Regions from separate parts of the Homo sapiens genome. Here all the other regions are linked to region 2. Evidence: chromatin loops called from intact Hi-C (ENCODE). Cell type or tissue: dorsolateral prefrontal cortex. All regions are shown on one strand. Region 1 has its middle 80 kb from the start of LINC01029. Region 2 overlaps SALL3 (spalt like transcription factor 3). Region 3 has its middle 320 kb from the start of LINC01896.

Region 1 (4,000 bases), 910 kb before region 2:
AAGGAATGAATAACTTCCATCAGACATCCCTATATTTTATGTCAAGCCTCTGCCATGTCGTCTGGAAGAAAATCCATTTAATGAATGCCATTCTCGGGAGCTGGGCGAGGCTCCCGTGCTGGACAGGGTTTGATACCTGAGGTCGGAACCACAGCTGAAAACATGGCCAGGGATCAGACCCCGGCGAAATGGACAGGACTCCGCACCTGTGTGGCCGGCGTTCACGATGAGGTAACGACAAACCATGGCTTTGGGGGCCATCCTGTTACAATTTCATTTGCTCCTGATGGAGCTGCTTAGGTCAGCCCTCGTCCACCATCCAGTCAAGCTCCATGTCTCTGATTCCGGCAGACATTCTGCACTGAGCACAGCCCAGAAAGGATGGGATCTGAATGACCCCATACTCACACACTGCGTTTGAAAGAACCAAGGCCTCAGCCCTCTTTCCACTTTGCTTCCATTAGTTGCAAATCCCCCTTGTCCTTTTTAATTTTTAATTACCATTGTCTGTTCACCTTTGTTTTACCCATGACACCTTCAATTTAAACAGTATCAGAGAGGTTGATGTGAACAGTTTTCTTTTCAGCTTAAGTGACTGCAGCTCGTTTAGTTGTTAATTATGCAGGGAGGTTTGCATGGCTGAGGCTGGTAATTTGAATATGCTCTTGATGTCAGGGCTATGTCTGGGCGGCTGAGCTTGTAAAAGGATTATGATGATGTATATATGGTTCATGGCTAAGTGGGCTAATGAAAGTACCTCATTTAATCAAACACAATTAATTAAATTAACTTATGATATTAACCCATCTTTTCGTGCATGTATAATTTATATTAATTGATTTGCTGCATTCAAGTTGACCAATCAGGTGGGTTGTTGGCAGCCTAAGGACTAGGGAGGTGTCATTAGCATTACTTTGATGCAAACCATAATTGATGGGTCAGTGTGTTTTAGAGATGTAGCGAAAGCTTTGCTAATTGTCATAAGAAGTTGAAATTGATTGTGTCTGCATTAGTACATAAATTTAAGTTGATTAATGTTTTGTTCTAAAATTAATGTCCATTCTGGATGGGTGATACAATGCTTTATTTATTGGATTCATTAATGCAGTCTAAGGAAAAAATAGTGTTGAAGTTAGGTAACTGAGGGTAGATCGTTAGGAGTGAGTTCAGTGGAACCGTCGCAGAGACAACAGCGTCCGACGCACAGGCTGTGCTTCCAGCCGGCGAGAGCTCTGCTCTTTAAAAATGTCTGAGCATGAAAGCGTCTAGTGAGGCCATCCACGTTGAGCATTTAATTAAAGCTCCTTTAAAGACAATTACAATGGAAAGCACCTTTACCGTGGTGAACCATGTGGGGGGCTGTGTACGGGGGTCGTGTTCTAGAAACATGATCACTTTCTGGCTGAGGCTTGGATGCTCAACGTCATCCCAGTTTATACCAACCTCCCCTACAAAAAAAGAAAATGCTCTCAAACTTGCTTGAATTGCAATTTGTACTTTACAACCAATTGACAGAGATCATGAAATCTGAAATCACAGACGCTTTATTAGAGCGTAGAATTGAAGCCTAGGCTGCGTTTTCCACAGACGCTCTTACGGAGTGAGTTTTCATCTGAAGATTCTCTAGTTAATGTGATTTGGGACCTGCGCTGGTTTATGGTATCAGACTGGCATTTAATTCGGTGGACTTTCCTAACCTGACATCTAATATTTTAAAGAATAATTGCTAAAACCACTTGCCTTAGTAATAAAAATATGCATTTACATTATTACTCAAAACAGAAATGCATTGAGAGTGAAGGGTCAGAGATCCACTGAAAAAATAGTTTAATTCATTTATAACTCCTTTTCTTTTCTTACCAAGGAAAGCTTAACATCTGCTTCTTATAAACTAATTTAAATAGAAAATGTGTAATGCATCCTTTTACCAAATGGCTCTTTTTTTATTGGTGGAATAAAGCAGTTTCGCTGTTTGGTTTTTACTACAGTGCATTCATGCTCTTAGAAATGAGACACCTCTGTGTTCACAAGGAAACATTTTGAACTTCACATGCTAGAGAGAAGATTAGATATCCCTCTTTGCTGTCTTATGAAGTATGTAAAGTATTATTTACAGACAGTTTACTGAGTCTGAAACAGTTGAATTATATTCAAATATCACTCCATGTGGTGGCACTATGGAGTCACAGACAATGATTGCTTCTCTGAGAGCAACTTCTTCTTAACTTTTGTGTTGTGTTAATGGATGCGTTGCACTTGTTTTCTATCGTCAGATTTTAAGGACAGCAATTCAAAACCAAGTCCTATTATTCTGAGACAGCAGTGATGAGCTTTGCCACGGCTGCGGTTGTATGTGCTGTGTGGGGAAATGAAGTTCTTATTACTTGTTTAAATTATGTTTAGTGCTTCTGTTTTATATATCCTAGAATTATACATGCCTCGTATCTGCTATATGCATAAAATACATTTGTATATGTGTAAGCTTCTTAAACATCCAGCAGAAAACTGGCTTGGATCTGAATATTCCCACGTTCTGCTTTCGTCTTCAAAATGAAAAAGAGAGTTCATTGCTTATTCTGGAAATATTACAAATGAAATCTCCTCTCTTTTTTAAGAAAGTGATTTCCTTAAGACACACGATACAGAAAAAGAGCTCTTCTCCCTAATACTGGATTATTTTTCAATGGTTAATGGAACTGAAAACAACGGAAAGCAAGCTGGTGGGAAGAGAGCAGAGGGCGGTGCGATGTCAATACAGTAATATTTTAGGAAAACAACTGCAGAGATAGCTTTAGTTTTACAATGTGAAAGCTTATTGCATGATCACTTAAAAATTTTAGCTGTCTTTACAATTGTTATTGTGCTGTTGCTGCTTTTGATGTTATTTTAAAGCACAAAAGGAGGAAAACTGGCTGTAGACATATTCGTGCATATTGGCAAGGGCAGAATTCAAATGAGTATCTCAGGAAACATGGTCTTAAATTTATTTGCTGGCTTTTCTTAAGGTTGGGAAGGTAACAAAGATAGTGATTTAAAATAATATTGTCTTAATTTAGCAGTTATGTGAATGGGTCACAGATGTTCTAAGAGAAAATTAACATTGTTTTGTTAAAACAGAAAGGCTTAAGTCTATGCAGAATGTGGCGGTGGTTGGAATAATTATTTTGTTAATCAGGTAGTGGTTTATACCGAGGCATAGCAGGGCTCTCTGTAGATGCGGTGTTTCAGGGAGCTGGGCTGGGAGGCCGAAGGCTAAGGAAGGCAGAGATCCCTGGCTTCCAAGCTGCTCCACCATTGCCTGGGTGGAGATGGGAACCTGAGTCCTGGGACAAAAGAACCGAGAGATGCTGTGCTTCCTTCCTGCTTCAGGCCGGCCTGGGAGCCAGCACTGGTTTTTGTTAGGAATTGCATTTCCGAATAATCATTCTCTGTTCATCTTCATGCCCCCCGATTGCAAGGCTGCTGTTCTGTGTCTGAGACCCCAAGTAAAGCGATCCTGCCAGCAGTAGGTGTCACTGCAGTCAGTAAGAATTATTTCAGAGAGTTGCTAAAGAATGGGAAATGATTTCTAAAGTCCAAAAGAAAGAATTATCATAAAATGCTGGCAAGGTAGAATGGGAATAGTTTTATAGCTTGTTGTCTTGAATATTGAGTTATTACAGTTTTAATGATTGACGGAAATAAAACCGCCATTGAAATCCTTTTCGATTTCTTGAAGCCTGATAGGGACAAACAGTGTTTTCTGTCTACATCCTAGAAAGCAGACAGACAACAGCTCCCCTGCAAGATCAAACATTTTTTACCTGTTCTCTTCTTCCTGGGAGTGTCCAATCTAGTATGCCAAATGAGTTTATCACTTATCAAAACATATTTATGATCCAAGTACTGCAGAACTGTTTAGGGCTTTGGGTAAGACATTTTCCATGCACCTTCAAGAGCCCATTCCATAGTCACTTTATTATATATACATATGCATAAAAAGTTTTCAGAGAGGGAAAAA
Region 2 (4,000 bases):
TACCATTCATTTCCAGGTAGCCCTAAGAATATTTTCTTTTGGGGGGAATTCAGCAAAAGCACAACCAGGGTTTCTATTCTGTGTGCTGACCATTAGTTGGAATTTAGCATTCTTAAAAGTATTGGCACCAGCTTTTATTTAAGTACAATAAAAATCTTTTTCACTTCTAATGAGGATATGCACCATCTTTCAGTGCTGCAAGATAGTTTCAAGAAGCATAACTTTTAAATATAACAGGAAGGATTTTTTGTTTTTATTAGTTTTATTTTCCTACATGATTTGTTCAGTAGTTGCCAGAATAAGACCAACATGTTTTAGTCTTGGAAGGACAGGTTTGTAATTACAGCATACCTTAATTATTACACATTTCATACACAATGAAACAAACTGTATGTAAAAATTGAGCAATTTAATGTTCCAAGTAAACTTTTATTTAAAAAAAAAAACCTGTCTAGGGTTATTTCTCATGTAATTTCGACACATTTATGATTTAAAATGCAGCTAACTGATTTCTAAGCAAACCAGGCCAGTCACATGCCAGAAAGTATAAAATATTAATTGTAATAAAATAATGGAATGGTTTCTATGTTAGAGATGAAGATTGATTTGTTTCTTAATTAAAGGGAGGCGTTCTCCAGACTGAGACGGTGTCCACCAAGGGGATCCGATAATGCCAGTGTGGTGTCTAAATATTTTCCTCTGTGGGCCTGTCTTTTTCAATCACCTTCAGATTAGTTCTGCTTACTATCTAAAATCCCTACCCCCTTCGCATTCTCTGCGAGCATTAGCAGCCAGCTCGGCGCAGAAAGCCTTTTTGTCTGATGTCTGAAAAGGTGGGGTTGCAGAGTGCTGGCCAGCTTCCGACCGTCTCTCCCTGAAGGTGGGTAGTTAGAAGTGCTTTGACAAGCCTTGCTGATTTAACCTTTGCCTGCTTTGCCCTGCCAGGGGTGGCCACTAGATGTCAAGCTCATAATACAATTAGTGCATCTGTGCTGTTGACCTTGGCAACAGGGCTCACCACTGTTCTGTTAAGTGTTAACACTGAATCTGAGTGTTAACTAGAGATCCCGCGAGCTTGCGCCGTGCTGCACGGCTTCTCAGACGCCATCTAGTTCAGCACAAGTGTTTATAGTTCTTAAAGAAGAAGAGAAAACGGCTTTCTTTTGTGTCGTTATTGCATCTTGAACTGTTTAATTAACCCTGCAGGTGCCGCGGCACTTTGTCGTGATTCGTCGGCGTTACTGGTCTTTTCGAGAGTGACCTTCACCGCACTGTTTGGTAATTCTGTTGTAGGATCTGTATACGTGCAGAGTCACTGGCTTCAACGACCCAGGGCAGTGGCTTTTCCAGGATGATTTTTTGCATATGTGCAAACTTTGCCTGTAGAAATGAAAGTGCCATGAAGTGCTGACAAATGATGGAAATGATTCCATCGCCTGATCCCGAGTGTGAGCGGGCTGATGGTCACAGCTGATGGTAGCCTTGCTTCTGGACGCAGCGTGGCTCATGTGCCCCTCTAGAGCTATTTACATGTAGGCATTTATATGTCTAAGTGGTTTTGCGTATTTATTTCTATGCATAGTGGATTTGAAAAATGGACAGTGTTTGGGTGCTTTCAAGTAGGCATGTCATGAAATAGCACGTTTAATTTCATGTGTCGGATCAGTGAGACCACAGCCTTTGAATGTAAACCATCTGCATCTTCACCAAAAGTGATTTAGCAAAACCTTGTTTTCACCCCCTCATCAAATTTCGATTGAAATTGTTTGCATCAGCTGACATATTTCAGGTCTGCGTATTTTTCATTAGGCATAGATAGTGATACACACGCGTTCCTTATAAGTGTGATGACAGCATAACATCTAAATGAAAGAACTATTGTGCAACCTTGAAGTGTAACAAACGTCTTATTATTTGAAGCAGCGTCGAGGGCAGATAGTTAAAGCAAATGCGAGTGCTGTCCAGCTCCCATCTGCATGTACCCATAAAGGCAACCGTGTCTCCTCCCGGGTGCTTCACTGCACAGGTTAAAAACTGCAAATGTTTTAAGCAGAAGACAGTTGGTGACTGTGCCACAGGTGGTCGTGACTTAACAAATTTGAGGTGTGGGCCATGGCGTCGACGCGCGGGAGTGTGTGGTCAGAGCCGCGTTGAGCATGGCAAGAGTGCCCTCCACTGTTCAGCGCTGTGCGTACACACTCTGAGGTCTCGGGAAAAGGACAGAAAATTTTTCTATTGCGTCTGGAATTTCTTCTACATTGTTAAACACAGTAGGGGTCTCTATTTGTCTCCTCCTGTTTCACAGCTTGGGCTCAGTATGTGATAATTCATCTTTCTTTATGGGATTCAAAGCTATCATAAGGAGTTAAAAAGAATTAATTTGCAAGAAAATAAGTGTCTCCTAACAATTTAGGAAAACTGGAAAAAAATGCTTTCTGGATTTTTAAGAGATGGAAAGGCAAAGGAAAAAGTCCGTCTTCCTTTCCTGAAGATCCACGTGGCATTTTAAAGTTACTCATTGAAGTGGATAAGTTAACAACCCTTTCCCTGCACTAAACAAATTCTGCTTCTCTTGTTCATTGTAATGAGTAAAAAACATGCAGCAAAAGTGTATTGAAGGTGAGCTTTTGAGATTGATAAAGGAAATTACAGAACACCTATATTAATACTACTTTGTAATTGGTTAGCTTACTTAAAAACCACTGTACTTGAAATGCCAAGAACTGTAGCTTGAAATTTTTGAAGAAAGCATCGTCTTAAATATTATATAGGTATACACAGCATATCTTAAGTTATATATTTCATACACAAAATTTATGTAAAAATTGAGCATTTTAATATTATTCTAAGTAAACTTATTTTTAAAAAAAAAACCTGTTTTAGGTTTTTTCTCATGTAATTTCTCATGTAAAACCAAATCAGAGGATTAGTTTGCTTGGAAATCACATAGCTGTATTTTACACACACATATTACAATGATGTTTTTCACTTGTGGCTTTAAAAAGATCATCCAGGCTAAAAATTCTGCCTGTCATTCTGATAGAAGATAGATAGATTCTATAACAGACCAGGGATTAAAGCTGAGCGAAGACCAAAAACAGACAGTCTGAGGGGTTCCTTTCACACCAAGAGTCACTCCTAAGAATAGGAACATTTTTGTTAAACATTCTGTGTATATTTTATTAGTTAGAAGGGGAAAATACATATTTTTTTTAACTATCGTCTTTGAAGCTATGCTTTTGTTAGAGGTTTTCTCTGAAAGGCCTGTGGGACCTTCCTCCCCTCTTCTGTACAACTGAGAAACACAGACAGGAAGGAATGTGCACATGGTAATAGAGGCCCTGAAAATCTAGGTGTAAACAGCAGATATTGGGATCACTGTAAATTAAATGGAAAAAAAAACTATATTTTTATCCTGTGTAGTGCAGATGGCCAACATGGCACCATGGGTGTGATACTTAATTTGAGATCAGCTAAGGCGGGTTGTGGCAGAGCAGGTCCTGAGGCCACCTTCACGTTCACATAGAAGCAAATGGGTTGGTACTTCCTAAAAGTAGCCCTGGCCAGATACTCTCATTCACCAAGAAGGGAAGAGTGTTCGCTAAGTTCTGTTAGTTGGTGAACTGGTTGGCATTTTTCTTAACTTGTTCTAATAAAATCCCATTCCTGCCCATCCCCTGCCTGTTTACAGTTTCACGTCTCTTAGCTGTTGAATAGTGTGCAAAAAATAAGTTCCTTTGACATTAATGATAATGTTTGCAATGCTTGCTTTTTAATTCGCCCCTTAAACAAAGAGAGGAAGAAAATGAAAATTGCATTGGAAATAAATTTCTCAAACTTGTCACTGTTGTACTGTTGTTACAGTGCCTCGCTGACATGGTTTTGCCTTGACATAAAAAGTTTAGGCCATATTAATTAATGTAATAACTTCTATTTTTGGAACATGCATACAGGCCAGTTCAAAATACAAGTTTAATTTAAAAAGGTGGTTAAATACATT
Region 3 (4,000 bases), 330 kb before region 2:
TAAATATCCATGAACTGATGAATGATAACCCAGCACGTGTGCTCAGTAGAGCTCTGCCCTGCGGTGAAAGGAACGAGCCACTGCCGCATGCTGCCGAGTGAGAGGCCACAAAGTCACTGTGCTGAGTTAGAAGCCAGGCCCACAGAAAAGCACTAACTTTCCAATTCCATTCACAGATGAGAGACACGGACGGATGCACAGTTAGAGCAGGGGTTTTCTGGGGACAAAAGTGGAAGGAGGGCCAGGAAGGAACAGAGAAAAGTTTTAGAGGGAAGGAGGATTCACCCTCTTCACGGCAGGGATGGCTTCACAGTTAGACACACGTGTCCACACTTATTACCAAATAACACATGTTAAATATGTGTAGCTTATTGAACGTGACTATACCTCAATAACGCTGTTTTTAAAAGTAGCTTAAATGGTAGGAAAAAATACCTTCACACATTAAAGATGAGGCAACATACTGCTCACAAATCCAGAGAGAGCCATTGTGTCCATGAGGTGTGATGGAGTCCACGCCGTATGCATTGGCCGCCCCAGGCCGCAGCTGTCCACAGCCCACCCCCAGGTCAGGTGCCATAAGGACAGAGCATGGTAGGACAGCAGTTCACTGCCTCGCACAGAGACATTAGGATGAATGTTGGCTCCCCCAGCACCTGGTCAACACTGACTGGTATCTTATTATTTTTTCCACGCCAAATGCTCGATCTGCATCTCCGGTGGTAGTAACACCTACTAAGGCCTTCGATAATTTATGAGAGAAACCATGTTGTTCTCTTTGGTTTCCTTCTCTGTGAAAAAGAACAAGGTTCAAATGACTAATCTGCATGGAACACAAAATAATGATAACAATCCTAATTAACAATTTATATTAATAGAACCTTTTTTCTCGGTAGCTGAACACATGGAAAATGCCGACTTCTTTTGCAGAGAAGGGCAGAGTTGGTGGTGGAGAGAAAGGAGGAGGGGGAGGTGCCCCTGCAGCAGGAGGAAGGGGCTCTGTGCTGGAGCTGCAGAGAGGGAGGCAGTGCAGCCGCGACAGACCCACCCACCCGCCGGTTCGTCCAGGGGTAGGAGGCTTTTTGACATCACAGAAACAAGACAACAGGTAGATCAGGATGGTGGCCCATTTTTTCAGAAGTCCAGTGGCCTTGTGGAAGCATGGCCTAAGCCCCCAGGGTCAACTTTAAAGTAATAGTGATTTTCATCTGTTACCCAGCGTGGGGCTGTGTGGACACAATACAATGAAGGGGACGGTCACCTCTGCCCATCCGCCCCTCAATGCAATGAGGGGGACGGTCACCACTGCCCATCTGCCCCCGACACAATGAGGGTGACGGCCACCTCTGCCCATCTGCCCCTCGACGCAATGAAGGGGACGGCCACCTCTGCCCATCCGCCCCTCGATGCAATGAGGGGGAAGGTCACCACTGCCCATTCGCCATCCGATGCAAGGAAGGGGACTGCCACCATTGCCCTTCCACCCCCCAACACAAGGCCCCACAGGTGAGGCAAAAGTGGCTCTCGGCACATCCTGCCTTAGAAAACAAAGCAATCGCACCTCCACGGCCCACAGGCCGAGAGCACCTCATGGATGTGCAGAGCCAGCCCTGGAACTGTGGTGGCTGAGCTGCCCTTTCCCTGGAGCGGGGAGGGCAGGGGCGTGAGTGTTTCATTCTCTAGTTGGTGCTGCCATGTGCCCCATTGGTAGAATGACAAGCTGCAAGTCTTGACGTTTTAGCAATTAGAAGAAAGAGCCACCTGTTTAGGGCCTGACCCAGGGGTGTTTGGAAAATGCAGCCAGCGCCGTAACTAGCTGTCTCCACACAGATGTCACCCCATGAGAACCACGTCATCCCTGCACCCGGCTTCTCCAAGAGCCTTTGGCAAGAGCCATTGGCATGAGGTTGGGTGGTGTAGACCACATCGTGTCTCAGGGGGGCCTGTTAGCTGTTCCAAAGGACATCCCAGGACACTGTCCTATAGACCTTCCCGAGAGATGTCTCCTTTCTCCCTCAGCTCCTGGCACATCTGCAGACCACCCATGGGCTCTCCTCCACGAGACCTGCCCGCCGGGCACCCACCATCCCCCAGCTGTCCCTGGGAACTCCCCACAGCCACCCTGGGGCATGGGCTTTGTCTGCCCTGTCACCAGATGTTGGCAGGCATGGGCTGGACCACCAGCCCCTCCGGCAGACGGCTGGATGCCGGGACTTCCGACGTGGAGGCTGCGAGGCTGCGGCTGGCCAGGTGGTGGCACTGCTGCCCTGAGGCATCTGTGCCCACTTCCACACAGGCTCCTCGAAGGAGCCCACCAGGCAGCCCCGCGTCCCTGGACGTCACCCTCCTGCCCTCACCACTCCACCTGTGGTGTGCGGCACCCACTGTCGTCCTCAGGGCCTGGACATCAACCTGCACCTGTGGTGTGTGGCACCCACTGTCATCCTCAGGGCCTGGACATCACCCTCCTGCCTTCACCATTCCACCTGTGGTGTGCGGCACCCACTGTCATCCTCAGGGCCTGGATGTCACCCTCCTGCCCTCACCATTCCACCTGTGGTGTGTGGCACCCACTGTCGTCCTCAGGGCCTGGATGTCACCCTCCTGCCCTCACTGTTCCACCTGCGGTGTGTGGCACCCACTGTCGTCCTCAGGACCTGGACGTCACCCTCCTGCCCTCACTATTCCACCTGTGGTGTGTGGCACCCACTGTCGTCCTCAGGCCCTGAACGTGAGCCTCCAGCCATTCCCCATGGGGCTTCCCAGCTGCAAAATGCACCGTGCTGCTGAGGACAGCCAGGGAGGCTCCTCTCGCCACTTGGCCTCTCCCCACTGCAAGACAAAACCAGTGCCTACAATCGTTTCAGAGTCTCGGGGAAACTTTGTGATTTAAGACCTTGTCAATGCAACTTATCTTCCTAGTTCTTGTGGAAATGAAGTTTTCAAACATGTAATTGTGCCAGGCTACTGCCAGATTGCCAGGGAGTTCCGTTTTCTCCAGCTCTGAAAGCTGCATGTGACACTGCATGCCAGTCTCCCACCCGCTTTCTCACTGTGAGCGACGCCCTTCTCTCCCTCCTGCCCTCCAAGAATGCCCATCTTGCCCACACTAGCTTCAAGTGGCCTAAAGCGAGGCCCATCCATCCCACAGGACCGGGAGTCCCACAGCCTGCACTGCTGTGAATAATGCAGCTTCTCTCCCATGGCCAGTTGAGAAGGTCCCAGTCTCTCCAGGCCGCATGCACGAGGGCTTTGCTCCTCATGGTTTCCATCTGTCACATCACACGTCTAAGCAAGAAGTCATTGCCATGCAATCCGTCAGCGTTAGTTTTTTCAGCTAAAATAGACTGTGAGGCCCCTAAAGACAAGCCTGAGATGTCTCCTTCCTTCTGTCATCCATCCTACTAGGGAATTAGCACCACCAACAATGCGGGCAGAAAGAAATAGGACCTTGTCGTAGAACACGTCGCGGGTGACGAGAGAAGGGAACATATGTCAAGATTCTAAAATACATTGAAGCCTCCTGTAACCTGGGCCTCGTGTGTAACCCGTGTGATGGCAGCCAGTGTCGAGAAGGTTCACAAACCCCTCCCATCTGTAGCACACACTAAACCCACCAGCCAAAGCAGGAATGATGCATGGCTGTGCGTGAAGCCCCGTGATTATAGCAAGCGGTACAAAGACCCTCAAACTCCAGAGCAGAATGGAGGTCCGGCACCCACCCCAGCAGACATGGATAAAGGCACAGGAAGGTGCAGAACGGAGGTCAGGCACCCACCCCAGCAGATACAGTCACAGGAAGGTGCAGAGCCCAGGTCAGGCACCCGCCCCTGCAGACATGGATAGAGTCAACTCCAGTCTGGGGATGGCTGCCTAGTAGAACGGGTGACCAGGTACAGGATCATGGCCACGAGCCACAGGACCTCCTTGTCCCTCCTCCAGTGAGAGAATGGCCCGAACTCACCTTCCCTCAACCCACCTCCCACTTTTGTTGGGTGGA

Evidence for each region. Peaks named below come from ENCODE experiments on the same cell type or tissue, not always from the same donor. Only the 100,000 strongest peaks of a DNase experiment are listed, where the experiment ranks them.
Region 1: a loop joins it to region 2, with 8 times the contacts of the local background. A loop is called at or near these places in 11 of 110 quality-filtered maps.
Region 3: it touches region 2 in a loop (6-fold over the local background); 6 of 110 quality-filtered maps call a loop at or near these places.

The regions. Positions count from the first base shown.
Region 1 is chr18:78,071,314-78,075,313 of GRCh38, forward strand. No RefSeq gene overlaps it. Among named protein-coding and RNA genes, the nearest start is that of LINC01029, 80 kb to the left of the region's middle. In dorsolateral prefrontal cortex, CTCF peaks have their summits at 2,149 and 3,534 (motif pointing right); no DNase peak of the experiment used is centred here; H3K4me3 peaks cover 541 bases; H3K27me3 peaks cover 944 bases.
Region 2 is chr18:78,984,191-78,988,190 of GRCh38, forward strand. The region is part of intron 1 of SALL3 (spalt like transcription factor 3); the gene reads left to right. Among named protein-coding and RNA genes, the nearest start is that of SALL3, 6.4 kb to the left of the region's middle. RefSeq lists an enhancer at 673-1,187. In dorsolateral prefrontal cortex, a CTCF peak has its summit at 2,183 (motif pointing left); DNase peaks (open chromatin) are centred at 1,017 and 2,131; H3K4me3 peaks cover 1,938 bases; H3K27ac peaks cover 2,310 bases; H3K27me3 peaks cover 4,000 bases.
Region 3 is chr18:78,657,697-78,661,696 of GRCh38, forward strand. No RefSeq gene overlaps it. Among named protein-coding and RNA genes, the nearest start is that of LINC01896, 320 kb to the right of the region's middle. RefSeq lists an enhancer at 1,901-2,402. In dorsolateral prefrontal cortex, a CTCF peak has its summit at 2,255 (motif pointing right); a DNase peak (open chromatin) is centred at 2,225; H3K27me3 peaks cover 2,316 bases.